2 separate regions of the Homo sapiens genome follow, and region 2 is linked to region 1. Evidence: chromatin loops called from intact Hi-C (ENCODE). Cell type or tissue: GM12878. All regions are shown on one strand. Each heading gives the region's core, and the rest is flanking DNA. Links, peaks and the distances in the headings are about the cores only.

The links. Hi-C counts contacts between places; a loop is a spot of excess contacts. Peaks named below come from ENCODE experiments on the same cell type or tissue, not always from the same donor. Only the 100,000 strongest peaks of a DNase experiment are listed, where the experiment ranks them.
Region 2: a loop joins it to region 1, with 5 times the contacts of the local background. A loop is called at or near these places in 6 of 110 quality-filtered maps.

Annotation. Positions count from the first base shown.
Region 1 is chr10:63,172,753-63,175,676 of GRCh38, forward strand. All of the region lies in intron 24 of JMJD1C (jumonji domain containing 1C), which reads right to left. Among named protein-coding and RNA genes, the nearest start is that of NRBF2, 41 kb to the left of the region's middle. In GM12878, for the core only: no CTCF peak of the experiment used is centred there; a DNase peak (open chromatin) is centred at 1,269; H3K27ac peaks cover 1,035 bases.
Region 2 is chr10:63,257,679-63,260,602 of GRCh38, forward strand. All of the region lies in intron 3 of JMJD1C (jumonji domain containing 1C), which reads right to left. LOC124900287 (a long non-coding RNA gene) reads right to left here. Exons shown (of 2, transcript XR_007062158.1): 1 at 980-2,924; 2 at 1-13. Among named protein-coding and RNA genes, the nearest start is that of MIR1296, 110 kb to the right of the region's middle. In GM12878, for the core only: no CTCF peak of the experiment used is centred there; no DNase peak of the experiment used is centred there; H3K4me3 peaks cover 2,312 bases; H3K27ac peaks cover 2,164 bases.

The DNA.
Region 1 (2,924 bases), core at 236-2,735:
AAGTCTTACAGATACCTGACAGAAAAACGATTCCAAGCAAAAAAGATTAAGAAGCACAAAAACCCTGGGGGAGGGGGGAAACATACTTGGTGTGTGTGAAAGAAGCAAAGAGGGCAGGATGGCTAGAGAGGAACTAGGAGAGCCATACGAGATGAAGGCAGTGAGACAGAGGGGGAAGTGTGGATATGTAAACCAACCTAACTTTTTAACAAGGTCACTTTGAGCCTACTAAAAGACCACTGTTCCCAAAAAAGTAGCAGCAGGGACACAAGTGTAAGCATGGAATCTCTTTGGGGTAACAATGATTGCATCTGGAAAAAAGGAACTGGGGGAAAAATGTGAGATACTGAATTTTCACCGTGAACTTTTTATACTTTTGAATTTTTCTGTTTATGTATTACATTTTCAAAAGAAAAACATTAAAAAGTAGTATTTTCAACAAATAGTACTGGAACAGCCAAATGCCCATATGCAAAAAATTGAACCTCGCTCCATACTATGCACTACATACAAAGATGAACTACATTGCATACCCAAATGTAGGACCTCAAACTATAATGGTTCTAGAAGAAAATGAGGAGAAAATCTGAGTGATCTTGGGCTAGGCAACAATTTTGTAGATACTATGAAAATACCATCCATAAAAGAGAAACTGATCAACTGGACCTCATCAAAATGGAAAAAACCAGCCAGGTGGGTTGGCTCATGCCTACAATCCCAACACTTTGGGAGGCCAAGGCAGGAAGATTGCCTGAGCTTAGGAGTTCGAGACCAGCCTGAGCAACACAGCAAGACCCCATCTCCACAAAAAATTAAAAAATCAGCTGGGCATGGTGGTGTCCATCTACAGTACTAGCTACTCAGGAGGGTGTGGTGGGGGGATCACTTGAACCCAGGAGTTTGAGATTACAGTGAGCTATGACTGTGCCACTGCACTCTAACCTGGGCAACAGAGCAAGATACTGTCTTTTAAAAAATGGAAAAATGAAAAAAAAATGCTCTTTGAAAAGAGAAGCTACAGGAAAGGAAAATGTATTTGTAAAACACATTATCAGATAAAAGACATTATCAGAAATTGGCAAAAAACACTCAAAACTCAGTAAGAAAAAAAGCAGCTAAATAGACAGAATATTTGAACACATATTTAACCAAAGTAGATATACAGATGGCAAATGAAGATATAAAAAGATGCCCAATGTTTAGTCATTAAGAAAGTACAAAGTAAAACCACCATGAGACACCACTGTACACTTACTAGAATGGTCTAAAAACAAAACTGACAGTAACAAGCACTAGTGAGGAAGCAGAGGAAATGAAACTCACATAACCCTGCACTGGGAAATGAAAATGGAACAACCAATTTAGAGAATAGTCTGGCAGTTTCTTAAATTTAATCATACATTATAGTATCACCAGGCAATCCCACCATTCAGTATTTACTTAACAGAAATAAAAATCTTTGTTCACATAAAACCATGTATATGAATGTTTATGATAGCTTTATCTATTATTGCCCCAAAGTGGAAAAAACCAAAATGTACTTCAGCTGGTGAATGTACGGATTTAAAAAATGAAAAAAATATTCATACAACTACCCAGCAATAAAAAAAGAATCAACTGATAAATACAACAATAGGAATGAATCTCAAATACATTAAGAAAAGCCAGACTTAAAGGGTACATACTGTGTGAGTCCAAATTTACAGCATACTCATAAAAGAGGAACTATAGGGACAAAAAAGCAGATTAGTTGCAGGAACTTTGGGTGGGAAGAGGCTGACTATAAAAGTGCAAGAGGATGCCGAGCATGGTGGCTCATGCCTGTAATCCCAGCACTTTGGGAGGCCAAGGCAGACAGATTACCTGAAGTCAGGAGTTCGAGACCAGCCTGACCAACGTGGAAAAACCCCATCTCTACTAAAAATACAAAATTAGACAGGCGTGGTGGTGCATGCCTGTAATCCGCAGCTACTCGGGAGGCTGAGGCAGGAGAATCGCTTGAACCCGGAAGGCAGAGGTTGCAGTGAGCCAAGATCGCGCCACTGAGCTCTAGCCTGGGCAACAAGAGCAAGACTCTGTCTCAAAAAAACAAAAAACAAAAAACAAAAAAAAAAACTGCAAGAGGGAATTTTTTCGGAGTGATGGAATTGTTCTACATTTTGATTATGTTGTTACCTAACTATGCATTTGTTGAAACTCACAGAATTATACATTAAATAAGGTAAATTTCACTATATGCAAATTATATCTCAATTTACAAAAATGACTACACTACCTAGGTTAACTTTATAAAAACTGACATTGGATAAATTCAATATGTGAATAAAGATCTTCAAGGGAATCTACTTTGTATTATCAAAGGATTATTCCTATGTACAAAAAGATTTATAATACTAGTCTCTTAAATAGGCTCTTCTTTTGAGAGCATTTACATTTGAATACAGATTAGCTATTTTCTGCTAAGAGTCTAGAAGTCAAAGAAATGGTGTATAGGGTGAATCCCAGATTAAACATGAAACATAAATAATATGACATCTCTGAAATAATCATAAGTCCATGGGAAAATATAACCACTTAATGTAAATACATTTTTTCCAGGAAATTATCATAGAGAAAAAGGTATTTATTATTATGACATTTGTATTTTACTACTGTATCATAAATGCCATTTGAGATCTAATAATGATAAATCTGACCCTGAATCTGACACATCCTAAAAGCTAAGCAATTATTATCACCTAAGTAGTATTTGTATGGAAGAGTGCCATAAATGCTAAAACAGTCAATGACTATACTTATATAAAATGTGAGAAAGTTTCCTTGGTAAACTAATATACATCAGCTACATCTCAATTACTTAGCAGTGGAAAAGGTGGAGAACCAACTGTTGAGGCAAAGCAGCTTTTGAGTTTTTTCTGGTTTCC
Region 2 (2,924 bases), core at 313-2,812, 85 kb after region 1:
TACATGACTTTCCCTGTGGAAAAAAGGTAAGGGTGTGCTGTAAAGGATACCACCACAGTACAGTTTTGTTGTCATCTTTTCTAATATCATTTTCTTAAAATAATAGTTTAAGAAGTCACAATGAAATCTTACCTACTTATTCTTCATAAAAACTGGGAGAAGAAAAAAACACTACTACAAAAACGTGTTCTATTATACACTGTCTATGGGTTATATTGAGAGTTGAAAAAGTTTGTTTAGCACCAGCTGGAGAAAAAAATGCTAAGAGTTCTAGGGAAGACTAGTAAGAAAGATTGTTAGAAGTAAGCAGCAGATGGTGGCAGAGAAATAGTCAATGAGTGTGTGAATGGTAGGAAGAGAAAGGAGTTTCAAATATCCACGAAAAAGGTTTAAGATACCATTTATGAAAAGGGAAATTTACAATATGTCTCTTATTGAGCAGTTTCTGTACTATAAACTCTTTACTGTATCATTTCATTTAATCTTTCTAACAACCCTGAGGTAGACAGTATTTACAGTTGAGGAAACCATTTATTCAGAGCAGCTGAGACTTTCCCAATGTGAACTAGCTAACAAATGCTAAAGGTAAAATTTGAAACTAAGTTTGCTTGAACTGATGTCAAAATTCATGCTCTTAACCATTATGCTACAATGAATCTCTAAAAGGTTCTAGTGAAGACCCAATCAATTAGCTGCTTCTGATATTTACAATAACCAACATGCCATTGTTACACAGATAATTTTGTTACTCTCCTGAGAACTGTGCTTAGTGATCTTTTCCTCTTTTGTCTGACCCCACACCATGTGTATCCAGCATTAATTCTATTCATAAACTCTCTTCTTTAGCTAAGCTGACATTCTACTGTCCCCTAAAATACTTCAACACCAATTATGCTGTTCCTCCTGGCAAATGTCTGGATTACCATTACCACCGCCACCACCAACCACCCCACCAACCCCACCTCATCCTTTCACTTACTTCTTTAACCATTTCAGTCTTTATTGACTTCTCCTATCTTTGTATTTCGGAAGTTTTTACTTCAGGCTCCTTAAATCCAGTCTACTTCAAGGAAGTCATTTTTTATGTCAGTTCTTATCATAGATTATAAACTTCTTGACAATAAGATAAAGATCATTACTTACAAGACTTTTATCAACTTTAAAAAATCATTAAACAACTAGCAGGGAGCCGTGAAATTGGTAAAAAGTAATGCTAGAGCAGTGACATGATACCACGAAAATGACAAATCTGAAAGGAACTGTAGGACAAAAATAATTACGGAAGTATACTAATAAATACTGTACCAGGTCAAATTCTCATTCACACTATAGAAATGTTACATTTTTAAAACAATCTAAAGTGATCTGTCTGTACTATAAGCTGAAGTGAAGGTAAAGTTTGAAAAAGCAAGTCCCTTCTCCACCATACAAAGCACTGTAACAGGAAGTTCTGTTTACTTCTTTCTGTAAACTACTAGTAATATCATATTACCCTGAGAAATAAATCTGCTTATAAACAAACCTCTATCAACAAGATTTCAAACTTTGTCAGTGGACCACTTATGTCAAATATTTAATTCAACAAATTACAACATTTGTCTAGTAACGACCAAACAACTGGTTAAATTGTTCACCTTGGCTGACTAATGGCTAAAATTTCACCTTATTTGCATTATTCCATCCTGGTTGTGAAGCAATTCCAAATGCCATAGGACAGTAACACAAATTTAGGAGAAAAAAAAAATACATGTCTCTGGTACACTCTACTCCCTAAACTACTGCAAACTTACCCTAGGCAACTGTTTGAGCTATTTTTAGTAAAACAGATGTGTTGAGCAACAATTACCTTAGGGATATTCAGAAACCACAGCCAATAAATTTATATGATCAATGATGAAAGAAATATGGGTTAAAATGGATTCAAACTGGAAAAACTATCATTGAAAGACTACAGAAATAGATAAACAATCTGGCACAGTCCAGACACATTCATTTACTAGACAATGTGTGAGTCTTCTCTGGTTAAGTCTTTAAGCAATCTTTAGTCCAGGTACTAAGAAAATACTCAGGTTTGTTCTACCCATTCCCTTCAACCAGCAATTCACAGCACAACAGTACTGTATTTAGTATTTAGTAAAGTACTGTAGTTCAATGTCCATACTCTACAATGATAGAACTGTAGTATTAACAGTCTTATCTCCAAACTTTATCAGCTCATTATGATACAGAACTTTTTTTTTGAGACAGAGTTTCACTCTTATTGCCCAGGCTGGAGTGCAATGGTGTGATCTCGGCTCACTGCAACCTCCACCTCCTGGGTTCAAGTGATTCTCTTGCCTCAGCCTCCAGAGTAGCTGGGATCCAGAACTTCTAATGGAATCATTCCTTCAGGTCTAGGATTTATGATTCTACCTTATTTTAGGGAAAACACCTCATTACTACAATGAATTTTAATATACTGTAAGATAAACATGCGGTATAATTTTGGACAACCACATTCCGTATCAAATCTCTAACGGTTTTAACTAGTGACCTTTGTTTTATTTCTTTATTACATTTAAAAGCAAAGAGGAATGTGATGCCTAAAAATACTGGACTAACAAGCCAGACCAAGCCAGGTTAGTTGGTATGAATCATGTACAACTTTCAGGTAAGAAATAATCTCTTCCACATTCTCTATGAAGCAACCCCAACCTGAAAACTGTAGGTGTGTGCACGGCCAGTAGCCAAAATCCATGATAAAATGATTTCAAAATCATGCTAAAAGCTAAATATTTCATTTCATTATCAAAATTTTTATGTGAATGTGATCAAAACTGTTATCAAAATTTAATGGAAAGTTTTTTTGAACTTCTATAATCATACTCCAAAGTAAAGCAACAATACCACAGAGATTATAGTAACAACAAAAAAAAAACTATTTT